Regions from separate parts of the Mus musculus genome. Here region 1 is linked to region 2. Evidence: chromatin loops called from intact Hi-C (ENCODE). Cell type or tissue: heart. All regions are shown on one strand. Each heading gives the region's core, and the rest is flanking DNA. Links, peaks and the distances in the headings are about the cores only. Region 1 overlaps Gm30990. Region 2 overlaps Rbm20 (RNA binding motif protein 20).

What was found. A loop is a pair of places that touch in the nucleus more often than their neighbours do. Peaks named below come from ENCODE experiments on the same cell type or tissue, not always from the same donor. Only the 100,000 strongest peaks of a DNase experiment are listed, where the experiment ranks them.
Region 1: it touches region 2 in a loop (2.1-fold over the local background); 4 of 42 quality-filtered maps call a loop at or near these places.

What each region holds. Positions count from the first base shown.
Region 1 is chr19:53,885,343-53,894,766 of GRCm38, reverse strand. All of the region lies in intron 3 of Gm30990, which reads left to right. It also overlaps a transcript of Pdcd4 not described here. Among named protein-coding and RNA genes, the nearest start is that of Pdcd4, 13 kb to the left of the region's middle. In heart, for the core only: a CTCF peak has its summit at 3,773; a DNase peak (open chromatin) is centred at 3,576; H3K27ac peaks cover 367 bases.
Region 2 is chr19:53,776,985-53,786,408 of GRCm38, reverse strand. The region is part of intron 1 of Rbm20 (RNA binding motif protein 20); the gene reads right to left. All of the region lies in intron 1 of Gm30890 (a long non-coding RNA gene), which reads left to right. Among named protein-coding and RNA genes, the nearest start is that of Gm30890, 5.3 kb to the left of the region's middle. In heart, for the core only: no CTCF peak of the experiment used is centred there; DNase peaks (open chromatin) are centred at 4,360, 5,027 and 5,582; H3K27ac peaks cover 230 bases.

The DNA.
Region 1 (9,424 bases), core at 2,806-5,305, 110 kb before region 2:
CTTGGCACAGCCTCCGCCTCATACAAGAAACCTTTAAAAAAAAAAAAAAAAACACCAATCTTATCTTCTCTGTGCTCCTTAGCCTCATGAAACCTAAACAGGTGGCTTCCCAGATGAACTTCGCTCAACAAATAAAATCCTCACATTGAGCGAGTTACCTCACATGCAGTGCCTCCATCTCCTCTCCTGAAAACAGAGAGAAGCGTGGCACCTTTCCCACTAGGGCCAATGCTCAAATTAAAAGAAATGATATCTGTACGGTTCTTGGTGGGAAGCCTGATATCTTGTATCACTGAGTAAATAATAATACTTGGTTGATATCAGTATTTACTTCTCGAATCCTGACTGAGCCTCCAGAGCTGATATTCACCAGGCTGAGCCAGGGTGGACAGGTTCCACGATTCCCTAGCTGCCTGTGTAGCCTCATGCTGGCCTCTGGACTCAGCTTTGTGTTTTGACATTGGTTCTCCCATTGGAACTGTGGATTTCTGAAAGGCCAGATCTTAATGCTTGTAGGCACTTGCCAATAAATGTTTGGTAAAAGAGCAAATAAATGAAGAAAACTTCTATTTTCTATATAAGAGCTATTGGCAGGGGTGGGGGTTGGGGTGTCTCCCCTTAGGGTTTCACTTCTGGGTTTGGCCCAGGGCATCCCTGCCATTTGCTGGGCCTGAGGGAGCCATTCAGAGAAAACTACTGCAAGCAGCTCACAGCTGAAGCCTTACTGTGTTGTGAACATGCCAAGAGAGGGCCTGGGGCCTTCTCTCCTCTGGAGACTCACCCCAGGAATGGCAGGAAGCTGAAGTTCTCCAGGGCCCCCAGCCACACTTGATCTCAAACATTCTCATCAAGTTGACACGCCCAGTTGGCCTGGGCTGAGGCAGAATTGAATGTTCGGGCTCAGCCCAGAGGCCAGCCGTCTTCCAACTAGTGAGCCTGCATCACTGGGGTGAGGCCTGCCTCAGAGGAAGAGCTGACAAAAATAAAAATGAGGGTGGCAACAAGCTGCACAGGAAGTTGTGGGTCTGGGAGCACAAACAGAACACAGTTGTTTAGGTGACTTGCCACAAGAAGAGCTCACCGCGTAGCAGACACAGAGCCAAACCTGAAGTCTATTTGCATTCAGGAGTTCCTTCATTCAGGAGTAAGCCTGAACACTGCTGTCGTTGGGTAGGTCTAGGCTCAGGGCCACCTCTATCAGAAAGTTGGGTTGACCATCAACAAGTGACCTAAGACTCACTTTCCTTACCTGGGAGTCACTGGGAGAGTTACAGAAGGCATGCATATACTAAATTTACATAAAAATATTTCCATCATTACTAAACACTGAAAGTGAAAAGAAGCCAGGGTCTCGACAATCTTACTATAGACATAACACTCCTCTACTCGTGCGTGCACACACATACACACACATCAAGCACATATGCCACACTGTACAGACACATATGCCACACACATGTACATCATTCACAACACATCTTCCTCTCCACCTCCCTCTCCCCCCTCTTCCTCCACCTCCCCCTCTCTCTGTTGAGCTTTGACACTTATGAAGCAACAACTTTACGGTTCTCCCGTTGTCTGTTTGTTCCCTAACTAGAAACAGATTGTCTCCCACTCAACCGCTTCTGGACCACAGTTCCTCTAAATGTGGGCCTGCTGCTCATGATGATTTTGTTTCTCTCTTTTCTATCCATAGTCATCAGACACTCTTGTGTGGGTGCCCTCTGCAGCCCTGGCCTTTTCAATAGTTCACAAGTCTAGGAACCGAGGAGATATTTAAAGGAAAAAAAACTCATAGGGACTCTGCCACTTACTGGCTACAGCGTGCCTAGCACGATACAGTGCCTCTGTGTCTTTGCCAAACCCAGAAAAATACCGCGGTTATCCTCTTTGTACAACAGATAAAGAAACGAAGGCTAAGAGGTTAAAAAAAAAAAAACAAAAATAAAACAGAACAACTTGCCTATTCCCACCCAAGCAGTGACAGGCAGGGCTGGGATCTAAGCCATCTATCAACACTGAGTTTTCTGCTGTTTTCTGCTGCCTTGTGACATAAAACCTAGTTCAAGCCCTCAAGCAATCCCTTATCCCTTGCCCTGAATACAGACCATTTTTCTTTCGTATTTCCACTTAGGCTTTGCTTGGTCCAAGCCCTTCACCCCTCCTTCCCTTTGCTGTCTTGGAGTGAGAGGTTCACAGGCAGAAAAGGCTGGAGACCCCCCACTTCCCTTGCCCCCTAGCACGATGGCCAACACGAACTCCTCACCAGAAAACACCACAGCCTGCAGACAAAGGCTGGTGTTCATTTACCTGCCCACTTAGTCGTCTGTGAAAAGCCCCAGCTGGGGTAGCTGGGGTAGCTGGGCTGCTGGAGTAGCTGGGGTAGCTGGGCTGCTGGAGTAGCTGGGATAGCTGGGCTGCTGGAGTAGCTGGGGTAGCTGGGCTGCTGGGGTAGCTGGGGTAGGCTGCTGGGTGAGGCTCAGACAGGCAGCGTTCATAAACAGCTTCTCCAGCCACATAGCTGGAGGAATGGACTGCAGCCAGCTGCTGCCTGTCTGGGTTCCTAGACCCTCCCAGGCCGGGCCAACCAGAGCCCTTTTCTGGGAAAACAGCAAAGCAGCTGGATTCTCCAGTGTGGGGTTATGGACTCATTCATGGGAGGGAAAAAAGGGGGCTTCTATGTCAGGGAGAGCCTGGCTTAAATCCCAGCTCTCCCACCTCCTACCTGACTTCTCCTGGCCAAATATTGATTCTCTTGGTTATACATGAAGCTAACCACAAAGACTAACTGTCCAGGCCTGGCTTTCTGTCTCCTTGTCTTTGGAGGAACTGGGGCGCATGACACTAAGGTCTCTGTCTGCAATGTTCCTGGGCAGGCTAGAGTGGAGGTGTTCTTCCTGCAGTGGAGAATTTGGGTGCCTGGTGACACCTCTAAGGGTGAACTCTGGCTCTGTTCCTGGTTTACTTCAACTGTATTGAGCATCCCATAATAAAGAGCCTATTAAGGCTTTGGGTACAAAGATAAGCAGAGGCCTTACCCTGAAAACACACAGATTAGACCAGCAGGAAAAATAAGACCCACAAAAATAAGTATGGTGTGTGGTTAGGAGTAAAGAGTACATTAGGAACACTACAGATCAAAGCCGAGGAAAGGTGAAAGCAAAGAGGGGGACTTGGAGCTGGGGAGGGAGGGAAAGCCACAGCTCATGGTCTTTCTCATGATCTTAAGTGATAGATCAGACATGAGACGACCAATGGAGAGGTTGCAGCTCAGGGCCATAGGAGTTGGAGCAGGGTGGGGCCTTTTGTTAGCCCTCTATAGAATTTCCTGAAGTGAGAAAAACAAAAACAAAACAAAAACCAGAAAACATTTTCCCAATGGGTTTTTTTGTTCCCTGAATGAAATAGCTCAGAATTTTAGCTGGCCAGTTGGGTAGCCTCACCGTGGATTTCTTCTCTGCCCTCGCTCACCCAGCCATCTCCCTACATGAGAGATGTAGAAGTGAGTCTATTGCATGCAGTGTCCTTTCTTAGTAGACAGACTCCCCTGGGGCTTTTGCTGCCCTAGCCGCTTGTCTTGGCCAGCTCTCCACATTCTAAGAAGTGAGCCTTCTGGGACAGGATGTCACAGTGAGAAGCAGCTGGCTTTGGTTGTATGAGATGTGTGTGTGCATGCGTGTGTGTTCCAGACTAGGTGTTTTGCAGCTGACTTCCGCTGGTGGCCGCCCAGCATATGACTACCTAGAGAAGATAAACTTGAATAGCCCCCTGCAGGGCTCAGCTGCAACAAATCTACATTCTAGAGGTAAACACAGCAATTCAGAACACTAATTCCCAAGGAGGAAGCAGAGTCCGCTGCCTTATCTATCAGCAGAAGGGATCCAGGTGGTTCTTGGAACTCAGATAAGCTTCCCAGGGACACAGGGACTGCATCTGGGCTAGACAAACAGTCCAGGGGGGTTCTAAGGAGCTCTGCACCAGCCAAGCATCCCCACTGGTCTCATCAGGGCCCAACCTCAGGAGAGAGCATGGATTGAGGAAGACCCCGTTGTGTGTCCCTCGCTTGCCTTGTGTTCTTGCTGAGTCCATTCCCACTGGTATCCATTCTTCAGCTGTAAAGTAACAGTATAAAACCAGGCAGAAAGTCCCCCCTCAACGTGTGAGTGAGCAAGAGAGAAAGAACCCCCATCACCTCAAACTTTACTCAGACAAAAGTCCCATTAGGTTTGCCCCTGGAGAAGGTGCTTTCATTGTTTGTGTACTGTCAATAGGCTTGGTTTTCCAGCTTCCCACCGTTGGTGACATGTGACTGTTAGCACGAGTTTGGCTCCTGGAGATAAATGCACTGATTATCAATGGGACTGTTAAAAGACAAAAGGAAGGAAAACAAACTGTAGAAAGAAGGAAGACAACAGGACCAGATATTCCTGGGACAAACAGGTTAGTTAGTCACTCGGCCATCAGAATGGAACAATTGCTCTGGCGGCTTTGAAGACATTTCTTTTTTTTTTTTTTCCATTTTTTATTAGGTATTTAGCTCATTTATTGAAGACATTTCTAATGGTGGCCCTGCAGAGTTTAACAAGGCAATGCTTTACAGAACATTATTTTAGAAAATAAATTATTTTTTAAATATTTCCACTTATTAAAGTTTGAGTATTTAAAGGGGGAAACTCTCCAGTTGACCGCGAGCCTCTTCCACAATGTTCTGGCTACAGTTAGGTCAGGTATGGCACAGGGATCATACAAAACCTCAGAGACAGAGACGTGACTCATAAGGAATAAAGGCAACCCAAGCTAACCACTGGGGTGCAGATGGGCACTCACATTCATTCTTGCCCAACTCTATCTGCAAATAGGTCGGATGGTCCAAACAAGCCTGTTCCTTGACCAGTTGGCCCAGGATGCAAATCTGTTTGACCTTTACCCGTGACTTTAGAGGGTGAATTTCCTCCTAACACATGTGGTTTACCCAGTATGGGAGGAGAGGGGGCGGATCAGGAAATAAGATTTGCGGCCAGACCAAACACCTAAGTTCAATGAGTTGATCTGTTGTCATTTCATCTGTGTGAATCCTGTGGGCTTTAGAGAAATGGAACCAACTGAGCATGTGTCTCTCCTGTGTATCAAGCCCAGTCAGTGTTTGAGAGCAAAAAGTACCAAACTGCCCAGGGCTATCCCGGACAGCCTCCAGCTATCTTGCCAAGGCAGCTAGGCTAACGGGAAGTCCTGGTTATAAAAGCACCTTCTTGACACTTTTCCTCTAAATATATTTCAGTGTACAGATACATATCATTTATGCACAACAACATGAAAATACAAATAAAAAGAAAATTTACAAACATCTGCAGTCCCACTATAAATAACCAGTTACCGTGTATATTAATAACCACTGTTAACAAGCTGTCATGTTACGCATATAAATGAGTGCATTAATGAGACTTTTTTTTCACTCAAAAATAAAAATCTTCCAGAAGGGCTGGAAAATGCCACCTTCAGGGCAAGACCCAGAGTTGACAATCATAAATCATAGGAGCTGCAGATGCCTGCACTGCACTTGTAAAGGGATGGACCCATCAGGAGTCTGGAATGCACAAGGGAGGGTATTCAGGGGTCCCTAGCCCTCACTGTTGAGCTATTGGCTACTGATAGATTTAGAGACAGGAGATCATTTTCTTCAGGAAGACCAGGTCACTGATGGTGTCAGTAGGCACTATTAGATAGTTCTCAGTGGGTGACAAAACCAACCCAGAAGGCATTTGTCAGGACAAGGGCAACACGTGTGGTCCTTTGTGATCTCCAAGTTTTCAGGGAGAAACCCTCACCTCTGCTGGATAATGTTTTCTCAAAGGAAACATAACTTTGGTCAAACAGCAGGTGCCTTTGTAACCACCACAGCCTCTGGCTCCTATAACAGGGGAATGGGTTGGAAAGAGAGTGGGCACTTAATAGGAATGGAGGAAGAAGAGATGGGGTATGGGGAAAGAGTAAAAGCATGCTGTGTATATGTATGACATCATCAAATAACAAAATCAGTTAAGAAACCATCTCCCTGATATACTTAGAGCAGAGAAAAGCAGCCCTGACCGTAAGACCATGACTTACCCGCCAACGTATACCCCACGTATCCCCAAATACAAACTCCTGTGTGCTAAACACACGCAAGTGCATAAACGAGGCTATAAAATCATTGCAAGAAAACCCAGGAAACAGCTTGCATAATAATGTGAGGATGAAGAGGCCGCTTAAGCAAGACAGGAAGCCCAGAAGCAGACTTGAACACTGGAACGTTTTGAACTCCTGCATGATGAAAGATAATGCAGACAAAGTTCAAAAACAAATGCCAGGCTTGGGCGAAATATTTTCAGCTTTCAGCAGAGGATTAATATTTCTCACCAAGCACAGATGCTTTGTGCCCACTACCATCAGACTCTGACTTCCATCCCTCCTGGGTGCTTCAAAGCATTCTCTCTCTCTCTCTCTCTCTCTCTCTCTCTCTTTTAGTGGATAGATTTCCACATTTAGTGTTTTCTCTATCCTCTTAATAGGTTCATTCATTTTCTTGACGTTAGACACATATCTAACTTAGAGAAGTTATCATGTGCGGGGCTTGGGAGATGGCTCAGTGGATAAAGGGCTTGCTGTGCAGGCATGAGGGTGTACACTTGGATCCCCAGAACCCACATAATAGCTGGGCACAGCTGCACACATCTATCACCCTAACACTGATGCAGCAGAGGCGGGCAGATAACTGGCCAATTCATGTAGCTTAGCCAGTGAGCTCCAGGTTCAGTGAGAGAAGGTATCTCAAAAAATCTGCAGGGGAATGATAAAGAAAGACACTCAGTATTGACCTCTGGCCTCCACATGCACACATATGTATGTATATGGACATGCATGAATAAACACAAGTTATATTCATGCACATATACACATATACATGCACATAGACATGCACATATACACATATACATGTACATATGCACATATACAGGCATATATAACATGCACATTTACACATACCAAGCTGTTACTTGCCCATTGACAAACCACTAAGAAACAAAACCTGGACTCTAGATAGCATTCTCCTGACCCCCAAGCCTACCTTCATCCCACACTGCCAAGCCATCCCCTGGGTGGCTTAGCAAAAATAGCTTACACCCTTCTGCCTAGCTTGTTCAGGACCCACTTAGACAGGGGTCAGTCTACAATCAGCCCTACAGTCATCTCCTGAGTGGCTTCTGATAGTGGTGAGCTAGGATGTCCTGGGTAATGTTCCCCTTCCAACCTGATTCCCTGTCACAGGAGCTTCAGAATTACACAGCATGCGCTGGGGTGGTCACGGAGGCACCCCGATGTTCTCTTGAAAACATAGGATCTACTGCAAAACTGGAGAGCGTGAGAGACCACACCACCAACTGACGCTGCCTCAGAGCAAAGGCTCATGGCTCCAGTGCACCTGTTTCTCCTGCGTATGGTTTCTTCAGTTGGAGCAGAAGGTGAAAAGATAACAAGCCATATCGTCATCTTTTCTGGGAGAACCAAGAGAGATTACCATGCACACGTCTCAAGGCCACAAGCACAAGCAGCAACATACCCACAGGCCTTTGCACTGAGAGGGCCACCCTGCACCCCTGCTGTACTAAGCCACCCTGGAGCCCAGGAAGCTGAAGAGTCAACTTAGCCCCCGTCTCTAGAATAGAAAGCCACCGACCAGGCAGAACTGCTGAGCCCTACATACTTGTTTCTCCTGTGCTGTGCCACTCTCTGGCCTCCTGCCTGAACCAATATCACAGTGCCACCCCATCCTGGTTGACATTCCGGCCTTGGCTTCTTCCCTGCTGGTCTCGTGGTTCTCACCTGATCTGATGATCTTCCTTGTACACCTGGAACTGCTCCAGCAGAGACCTTCTGGGAAGACATGTTCTGGCCAAGATAACCCAGTGACAAGCTGACACATTTAAAGTCTGTTGGGGTCATCTTGTCTCATCAACCTATCCACAGGCACCCAAGAGCCAGCCAATTTCCACCATCCAACTCTGGAGGGTAAGCTCCCCAGGGACAGAAGCCACATTGTGTTTCTACACAGAACCCACAGGACTTCCTACAAGGACTACACAAATACTGCCTGAACCTATTTACACCCCCTTCTTCCTTGCCACATATAACTCCTAAAGACGCTGTGCATCACCCATTTAAGCATAGACTGGCAAATTCTTCCTAAAAAGAAGAAATCAGTAAATATTTTAGAGTTTGTGAGTCTTTTTTTTGGTTTTTCGAGACAGGGTTTCTCTGTATAGCCCTGGCTGTCCTGGAGCTCACTTTGTAGACCAGGCTGGCCTCGAACTCAGAAATCCGCCTGCCTCTGCCTCCCGAGTGCTGGGATTAAAGGCGTTCACCACCACGCCCGGCTGAGTTTGTGAGTCTTAAGAGCTAAAAGTCAATGTGATTATCTAGGTATTTAAAAAGCAAAAGAAAACAGATTTCTATGAGATATTTTTTGGGGTGGTTTTTCTTTCAGGTTTTTTTGTTTGTTTGTTTTATTTTGTTTCTGTTTTTGATGCAAGGTTTCTCTGTGTAACCCTGGTTATCCTGGGACTCACTATAGAGCAGGCTGGCCTAGAACTCAGAGATCTGCCTGCCCCTGCCTCCCAAGTGCTTGGGTTAAAGCAATGTACCAACACCGCCTGGTTAGATTTTTTTTCCTAGTTATGTACAACTTTTTATTTCTAGAACTTTGTTACAGTAGTTCCCAGCTGTAATCCCAATATTTAATATTTAAGACACACAGGAATCAGAAGCCCAGGGTCATTTTTTGGTTACACAGCAAGCCTAAGGCTAATTTAGCATATCCAAACTTTGACCCAGTGGGCAAAGGGGCCGACCACCAAACCTGATAAACTGAGCCCCCAAAGTCAAGGAGAGAAACAACTCTAGCAACCTCCACAGGTTCAAAACGGCTGAAGGAATCGCCCTCTCCCGCTCAAGCTTTGGCCTTCTGTATCCTTTCTTTCCGCCTGGCTGCTCGCCTGCAAGCTTTGAAATGTCCTTAAGCATCTGCTCAAGTGCTAGGAGCTGCTCTAGCAAATTAACTCTTCTATAGTACGGGGGCATGAGATTACAATGCAGAGCTGCTTGGTTGGACGCCTAGGCTACTCCCCTGGGCTCATTACCTCTGAAATGGTGCCCCGGAGAGGGCTGAGCGAATCTCTATGGAGTTTAATCAAGACGCCTAGCTGGTCTTAGCTATAGACTCACCTGATCCCTAGGAAAACCTTCTGCATGCCTAGTGAGTCCTTGGGGGCTTTCTTCCTAACTCCTTCCCCGACACTTCTCTCTCAGGTAATTAAAGCATAGTTATGATCTGGTTGTCTTCCTAGTGAGATGATATCACAACACAATGCCACGTACTTGTAATTTAGGA
Region 2 (9,424 bases), core at 3,417-5,916:
CCTCCAAAAAGTGGAGAGATGCCAACATCATAGCCAAGGCACTTTGCCAACCATTCTCAGGAGCTCCTCAGCACCTCAGTCTCTGTGTTGGTGAACTCTTTTGTGCTCCTTGTAGATATTCTAAACTGTAACCTCTCGGAGGAAAGGGTGCTATATAGCCCCCTAGTACTGAGCTTGCCAGAAAGAAGCCCATTGAATGTTTCCTGAATGAACAAATGATTTACGGTATATTCTCATGCCCATGGCAATTTCTCAGGTTTCCATCCTATTGTGGAATCTGAATGCCTATCTGTCACAAATTCATGGTCAACATTTGGAATCCGTGTGTGTGTGTGTGTGTGTGTGTGTGTGTGTGTGTGTGTGTGTGTGTGCCACTGTGTTTGTCTGTGTGAGCATATGTCTGGAGACCCAAGGACCACCTTAGCCACTATTCCACAACACCATCCTCTCAGGGGTCATTGCTTTTGGAGACAGGTCTACGCTGGATGACCAAAAAGCCCCATGGGTCTGTCTATCTCCACCTCCCCTGAACTGGGATGTCGAGCCCAATGCTACCATGCCCAGCATTTTAACATGAGTTCTTGGGATCAATTCAGGTCCTCATGCTTGCAAGGCGAGTACTTTACTGCCTGACTTATCTCTTCAGTACTGACATTTAGAGTTTAAAGTTTGGAAATCTTGATCCAACACCAACTGGCCAAAGCGTGACATTATGGGGAAGCCAGAGTCTAGACTTGCAAACTTATGAGTGGCCTGAACTTATTTGCTGATGTGCCCTAAGCTGTAACCAGAGGCAGGAATCCACCTTCACAGTCACAGACACACGTCGGAGTGTTAAGGATCAGGGCAATGGAGAAGACTCCACTGACTAATGTGGCCTCTCCAGACTGCATCAGAGCCAGCTGCCCTTACAGACACTCTTGAAGAGACTGCACCTTAGCCACCACAGGACAGCTGAGAGCCACACAGGGGCAGGGAAGCCAGTTAAGAGTAGAGTTCCCTTGATGGCTCTTTTTTTTTTTTCAAGGCCAAGATTTAACTTATTGCCCAAGAAATTACTTAACCCTCTATAAAAGAACAACAACACATAGAGGGATGGGCTCTTTAATTCCACACTACAGAGGAGCAGTCAGAGAAGGCCTATCAAACATGGCCAACCTGGAGCCCACAAGTCCTCTGCCTATCAGGATACCTATGAATTCAATCCAACCCATCTGTAGGTGACATCAGAGCACAATGTCAAAAGGTTGGACATCCCTGAAACTCTACACCAGATCAGTCTTTCCCACTGCCTCTTGGAAGCAATACCAATCTGTGACTCTGCGTTCCCTTGATCATTCTGCCTCTGAAATTTCTGATTTTCCTAAGGACAACTATAACTGTCAAACACATATGCATAATCATACACAATGGACATGAAATATCCTTTTCCCAGAAGAGCAGATATGATGGGTCACATTGTCTGGCCTGTAATCTCTCATTGAAAACAACTTGCACTCGATTGCTTTATAAACAGTAAAAAGTTACAGACATGGTACAGCCTGACAGTTAGGGGCCATGTGGATGAGAACCCAAAGAAAGTAGAGTAGTACTGTGGTGGTTTGGATGAGAACAAGTAAGAGAGAAACTTAAAGGAAAACACACATTACCTTCAGTGAAACAGAAGAGTGAAAAATGAGATTGCAACATCAAAAATGGATGACAAAGACAACTGAGTATCTTAAGTGTACCAAAGGGGAGAAATGGCCAAGCTGAGTTAGTGCTGGAGATACCACATAGCTCACTCTGTGCTGGAGATACAATAAAGCTCACTTATATGCTATATGCTCACTTATATGCTAGATATATATATATATATATATATATATATATGCTATATATATATATATGTATGTATATATATATAGCTCACTTATATGCTAGAGATGAGATACAATATAGCTCAGTTAGTGCTGGAGATACAATATAGCTCAGTTAGTGCTGGAGATACAATATAGCGCAGTTAGTGCTGGAGTACCCCAGGTAGTCAGGCATTTGCCTAATCTGTACAAAGTCCTGGCTCTATCCCTAGCACCACATAGATTGGGCTTGGTGGTATGTGTTTGTAATCAGGTAAATGGATAGAACTATAAAGGATTGTACTGAGTGAGGTAACCCAGACTCAGAGAGTCTCTCTCTTCTATGGCTCCTAGCTCTAAATCTCAAGATGTGCATTGTGGTTTGAATACAGGAATGGTCCCCACAGGCTCATATATTTGAGTGCTTAGAGAGTGATACTACTTGTTGAAGTAGATGTGGCCTTGTTGGAGGAAATGTGTCATGGGACATGGGCTTTAGGTTCTCAGAAGCCCAAGCCAGGCTCAGTGGTTCTCTCTCTTCTTACTGCCAGCAGATGGGGTGTAGAACTCTTAGCTTCTCCAGCACCATGACGGCATCTGTGTGCCCAAAGCTCCCTGCCATGGTGACAATGGACTAAACTTCTGAAACTGTAAGAAAGATCTTTCCTTCTGTGGTCCTGGTGCCTCTTCCCAGCAATAGAGCCCTGACTAAGACATGAGAGTACAACTTGTATAGTACAGAAAAAGGAAAGCAAACTGAAAATGGCGTGGGGGGGGGGGCATCAGGGGGAAGCTACAGGGAACAACAAGTGATTTAAAGGGGGAAATGGGAAAGAGGAACTTTTGTTAGGGACAGGGAGGGAGGTCAAGACATAAGGAGAGAGAAGGTAAATGAGATTAGAGAATGTCTGTAAAGCCATAAGGAATCATATTATTATTTCCCTAAAATTGCATATAATACATGTGTGTCTGTGTATATACATATACATATACATATACATATACATATACATATACATATACATATACATATACATATACATATACATATACATACATTAACAGTTAAATGAAATCTACTCAGCTGGTCAGACAAGACTCATCCCAAGAGCCTAAGAGCCACGGACTATATAACAAAACCCCCACCACCAAGCTTGAGAAGCCCCCTTTTAAGCTGTGGGTCAGAGGAGTCCAAGAGACTCCCAAAACATGCTAGGCTGTTGCTGTAGCCCTTGCTTGCCTCCCGGATGTTGAGTAGGGACTCCTAGTGAGTCCCTATTGATGAAGACATCATGTACTTCAGACACAAGACCCTGAGGATCTAGCTGAAAAGTCTCCTCTGGGTGCTAGCTTTCCTGGTACCAGAAGGTGCTGTGCAAGCTTCCAAGTGAGGAAAACAACCCATAGTCCTACTCAGGTATGATGCCTGTGAACTAAAACAACAACAAATATGGCACAGTAACCCTGAGGACCATAGCTCTCTAATTAAACTTAAGACACACTCAACAGAAGGGAAGCCATGCCTGGTGCTGGAGGCCTAGCCAACTACTTGGGTTTAGAGAAGTCATGGGTCTGGAGGAGCCCCCATCCCCACTTCCTTAAGCCAGCATAATCCTTAACTACCTTCCAAATATCTCTCCTTATCCCCAGATACATGTGGCTCTCTGCTAGTCACTACTGCTTTGGTGAGGGATGTTGATAATGGTGGAGGAGACTATGCACTGAAGTGAGGCTGGGATGTACGGAAAAGCTGTACCTTAATTTTTCTGTGAACTTGTGTAGCCTTTAAGGGGTGCCCATGTGCTGTGGGAAAGCCTTGCTCCTCACTGTCCCCCGCTTTCCAGCATCCAACAGCAATAGTTTTCTATTTGAACTTTACAATTTTAATGCTTTCACCCAAAATAGCCCTGTTTATAACTGAATGCAAAACTCATAGGTGAGTTCCTTAGACAAGTACATTACGCTTATCATCATGGGTGTTGGAAATGAAGTCTGATGGGATTAAATGGTTGAACCAAAGTCATGGTGACTTCACCTAGACAGTTTGGAATACTTTTCAGGTCGGTCTGTCTTTCCTGTCTTTCTTTCTTTCTTTTTCTTTTTTTCTTAAGATTTGTTTATTATTATACATAAGTACACTGTAGCTGACTTCAAATGCACCAGAAGAGGGCATCAGATCTCATTACTGGTGGTTGTGAGCCACCATGTGGTTGCTGGGGTTTGAACTCAGGACCTTCAGAAGGGCAGTCAGTGCTCTTATCCGCTGAGCCATCTCACCAACCCCTCTTTTTTTTTTTAACATATTAGTATTTTTGTATGCGGTGTGTATGTGTTCAGATGAATATGGGTCACTGTGTGTGTGTGTGTGTCTCGCACGCACACGCGTGCACATGTGTGTGGTCCGAGGTTGACATCAGTTATCTTCCTCAGTGGCTTTCCATTTTATTTATTAAGGCAGAGTCCCTCCCTGACCCCAGAGTTGCCCAATTCAGCATATCTAGCCAAGCTTTCAAGGGACCGTTTTTCTTTGCCTCCCAAGTGCTGGGATTACATGTGGCCTGCCATGCCTGCCCAGCTGTTATGTAAGCACTAGAGATCCCACTTCAAGCCTTATGCTTACAATTACTTTATCCACTGAGCTTTCTCTCTAGTCTCCAGATTTTATTTTTTAAATTATTTTCAGTTTATGTGTGTGCTTGTGTAAGCTCGTGGGCACCATTGCATGGGAGTCTGCAGAGGACAGAGACAGCACTGAGTCCTCTGGAATTGGAATTACCATCATAATGAGCCACCAGGTAGATTCCAGGCACCAAACTCAGGTCCTTTGTAAAAGTGACAGTCACTCTAGACTTCTGAGTTACCTCTCTTCCGTCCACCAAATTTGATTTTTATTGCCTCCACATACACACTCATATATCACAAATACTGAAAAATTTCTCAGTTTTATAGATAGCCTAGAATTGAGCCTGCCTCATCTTGCTGCTATGTAGTCTACACATATTTATAAAAGATTACCAGTAGCCACAGATGTATAAGTGTGTAATTACCAGTGCTTTTGCAAGACTCTAATATTTATGCAATCATGCAACACAGTGCCCCAACAATGGGGATTAATGTTAGCAGGACCTACAGTCAGGCCTGAGCTTGAATTTGGCTTCCCAATGAGATGTTTGCCAAAAACAATGTTGCTGCTAAGATGGGGGTGGGGGAGATGTACCCTGAAAGGACTGGCCTGACCAGAAAACAGAATTAGCGTCCCTGGGATAGAGGAGGTGCCACGCGATGCCTGGTAAAGGGGGAGGGAGACACATAAGTAACAAGTAACGGCACTGGGCACTGGTTTAAGAACTAAATCTATGAAGACTTTTTAAGAAACCAATTTTATCTTAATAGGATGGATTTCAAGAGCAACTTCCCTTGTTGCCAATTTTCTGTATAATTTCTCAACAACTTCCATAAATCACAAGATTTCAACACAGGTCACTGAAATGGCTCTGGCAAACCCTTACTCCCCTCCCCCAACCCTCCCCCGCTCCGGGGCCACCCCCCCCCCCAAGTCCCTTTCTCTCTATTGATTTTACAAACTTGAACTTGTCACTTGAACTCTTAGCTGAGGTCGTTCTAGCCACACAGGTCAGCAATCTAGCGGCAGAGCTTAAAAGTTATGAAATCAAATCCCAGCGTGAGCCATGGGGCCCACAGCTTTTAAAAAGGTTGCTGTCTTCCCACTTCTTAGAAGACAGTATTGATATGTAGCCCAGGCTGACCTTTGACCCATGGCCCTCCTGCCTCAGCCCACTGGGTACTGAGACTACAGGTTACCTCACCGTGCCTGGAGTGTCCAAGTCACAGATGGTTGTAATGCACAGGTCCTACAAAATACTGTGCAAACAGCGAGGAGCCCCAGTGGACCTTCGTTTCTCAGGCCACCTTCCAAAGGGGAAACCTCAAGCCCAGTGAAGAGTTTCCTTCACCAAGAAACAGAAATGACAGAGGAAAGGTCAGATTCACACTTAGAGAAACGAGGTTTCTTTATCCACTGCTGAGTTCCATGTCCAACCCTGATATGACTGACTCTCAAGTCAGACTTAAAATTGAGTATCTTAAGACGCACTCTTCTTGGGTTGCAGAAATAGCTCAGTCAGCAAGGTGCTTACTGGGTAAACACACAGTCCTGAGTTTCATTACCAGGACCTGTGTCAAAGGCAGCCTTGGTCTCCAAAGGCATAAAGATCCCTGAGGCCACTGGCAGGACAGTATAGCCCAACCTGTAAACTTCAAGCCAGTGAGAGACCCTGTCACAAAAATACAAGCTGCCAGGGGCTAGAGAGATGACTCAGAGGTTAAGAGCTCATATCGCTCTTGCAGAGGACCCAGGTTCATTCCTAGCACTGACATGGTTGTTCATATCTACCTATAATTACAGTTTCAGGAACCTGATGCCTTCTGGCTTTGGTAGACTTCTGCACATATGTGGTGCACATACATTCACAACTGGCATACACACACACACACATGCATCCATCACTTATTTAAGATAACCAACATCTTGGCTTTACTCTCCTCAGGGACAGTTAGCAGTGATAAGGACAACTATATAACTCAGTCACAATGGAAGGGCACGAACGTCTTTATCTTTGAATCTGTCTATGGGCAAGAGACGTGCTGTCCTATATCACAAATGAGAAAACTTAAGCAAGGCTTCAGGTGAAAAAAAACATTCCAAGGACCCTATCTTCAAATTACCAGGTTCCAGAGAATCACCTTAACCAAAACGCAGGAACCTCTGTAGGCACCCATTACTCCCTTCTCGCACGTCATACCTGGGTATATTCCTTGGCTCTCTGTCAGGTCTTATGACTCCACAGTAATGGAGTCCAATTATGCAGGTCACTGTCAGCAGCTACAGACCCATCTAATTAAGGAGCTGGGTGTGGTTTTGAGCATGCTTATCACTGCAAGGTATGCAGATCCACCTGCCACGTCCAGGGTCTGAGCAAAGCCAGGCAGGGCCTGTGAAGTACAAGGCTAAGGAAGGCTGTGAAGCCAGAGCCGCCTCTCCCTGGGCTCCAGCCGAACTCTCTGTACAACCTCACCTCCTCATTAGGCCCACTGTCCTGTTTAGACTTCCTCGGCGAGAAGCCCCGGGGACACAGCTCACACATGGCCTTGCTAAGATCAGAATGTATCTTTGGGCCTGACCATTTCCACTTTTATATGTCAGCTTCTATGCTGCAGGTGGAGGTTAGTGGTTGTTTTCTGTTTCCTTAAAAAATGTTTTAAATATAAAGGTCTTTAGGGCTGGGGATATAGCTCACTCTTAGATGTTTGCCTAGTACACTGCAAGGTTCTTGGTTGAATTCTCACTGTTGAAAAATACTAAATATAAATAAAATAAAGGCTAAAGCAATCCCTTAGACTCCCAGTGTCCTGATTAAGCAACTGTAAAATGTGTCATTTCTGTATGGTGGGTAAAGTTTGCTGTCCCTGTCTTGTTTTTTCTGGCTCCTTATGTCCAGGAACAGCAGTCAGGGCCATTTCTGGGCCATAGCCTTAACTGTGCATCACTGATAATCACACCGTAACCCAGTCAGACCTCTCAACTGTTTCTCGTCTGAGTAGAGCTTTAAAACCTTTTCTAGGAAGCCTTTAACATTTAAGTTGGCATTGAATCAATACATTCCTGGGGTACGGTATGCTATCTTCTACATGTCTATAAGGGACAATGATCAAATCAAAAACCATATGTCCCACCAAGCCAAATATTTATTATTTCTGTGTGTATTAGAAACATTCACAATCCTCTTTTGGGGTATACAACAAATCGTTGTTACCGACAGCTCCCCTACTGTGCTGTAACGGACTTTTCAGAACTGGTTGGTTTGTTTGTTTTGTCTCTGTGTCTTTCTGTACCTTCAACCAGTCTTTATCATGTCTCCTCCTCTTCACGACAGCCTCTGGGAGTCGCCACCGCTCACCAACATCTCATTTTCAACTTATTCCTTTTATGTCTGTTATTTTCAGTGTCAGGGATTGAGCCCAGAGCTCTGCACATGTCAGGTGGTCACCTTACCACAGGGCCAGACCCCAACCCAACTAGTCTTAGTGTCTATGAGGTGAGAGCACATGGTATCTGTCTGAATTATTTCAACTAACACCAACTCTGGATTCACTTATACTGCTATAAATGATAAGAGTTTCATTATTTTTAATGGCTAAATAATATTCTTGTGTGTATGTGTGTGTATATGTGTGTGTGTATGTGTGTGTGTGTGTGACAGAGAGAGAGAGAGAGAGAGAGAGAGAGAAAGAGATTTTCTTTATTTCTTTCTAAGAAATTCTTTTTAATCCTTGAAGTCTTGAAGATTTTCTGCTGGGATTATTGTTAAAACAAAGTTGAAGTTTCCATTTGCACATTTTCATGTAGCTGACCAGCTGAAGTATATATATATATTTTACATGTTGTGAGGCAAAAATCTAATATTGTTTTCTAAAAAGGGACCCAGTTATAAGTCGGGTACAGCTGTACACACTTGTAATCCCTGTGCTTGGGACGCTAAGGCCAGAAAAATCACAAGTTCAAGGCCAGGCTTAGTTACACCCTGAGAATTTATTTCAAACAGCCAGAAACAAAACCAAAGAAATACAGAAGAGGAAATCCAGTTGAATCTAAGTGAAGGGCACAGTCCCGCACACTGACTTAAAATCACAGCTAGGGGCAGTGAGATGTCTCAGTGGGTAAAGGCACCTGCCTTCGAGCTGGACAACCCAAGTCCAGTCCTGGATCCCACGTGGTAGAAGCAGAGACTGACTCCTGCACATTGTCTGCTGAGCTCTACGTGTGACACATGGCGTGTGCACACAAAATAAAGAAAACCCAAGTTAAGGCTCTCCTGGGCTGAGCTTACAGCGATGCTGGGCTGAGTTTACAGTGATGCCTGGGCTGAGCTTACAGCGATGCTGGGCTGAGTTTACAGTGATGCCTGGGCTGAGCTTACAGCGATGCTGGGCTGAGTTTACAGTGATGCCTGGGCTGAGCTTACAGCGATGCTGGGCTGAGTTTACAGTGATGCCTGGGCTGAGCTTACAGCGATGCTGGGCTGAGTTTACAGCGATGCCTGGGCTGAGCTTACAGCGATGCTGGGCTGAGTTTACAGCGATGCCTGGGCTGAGCTTACAGCGATGCTGGGCTGAGTTTACAGTGATGCCTGGGCTGAGCTTACAGCGATGCTGGGCTGAGTTTACAGCGATGCTGGGCTGAGTTTACAGCGATGCCTGGGCTGAGTTTACAGTGATGCCTGGGCTGAGCTTACAGCGATGCTGGGCTGAGTTTACAGTGATGCCTGGGCTGAGTTTACAGCGATGCTGGGCTGAGTTTACAGCGATGCCTGGGCTGAGTTTACAGTGATGCCTGGGCTGAGCTTACAGCGATGCTGGGCTGAGTTTACAGCGATGCTGGGCTGAGCTTACAGCGATGCTGGGCTGAGTTTACAGTGATGCCTGGGCTGAGCTTACAGCGATGCTGGGCTGAGTTTACAGCGATGCCTGGGCTGAGCTTACAGCGATGCTGGGCTGAGTTTACAGCG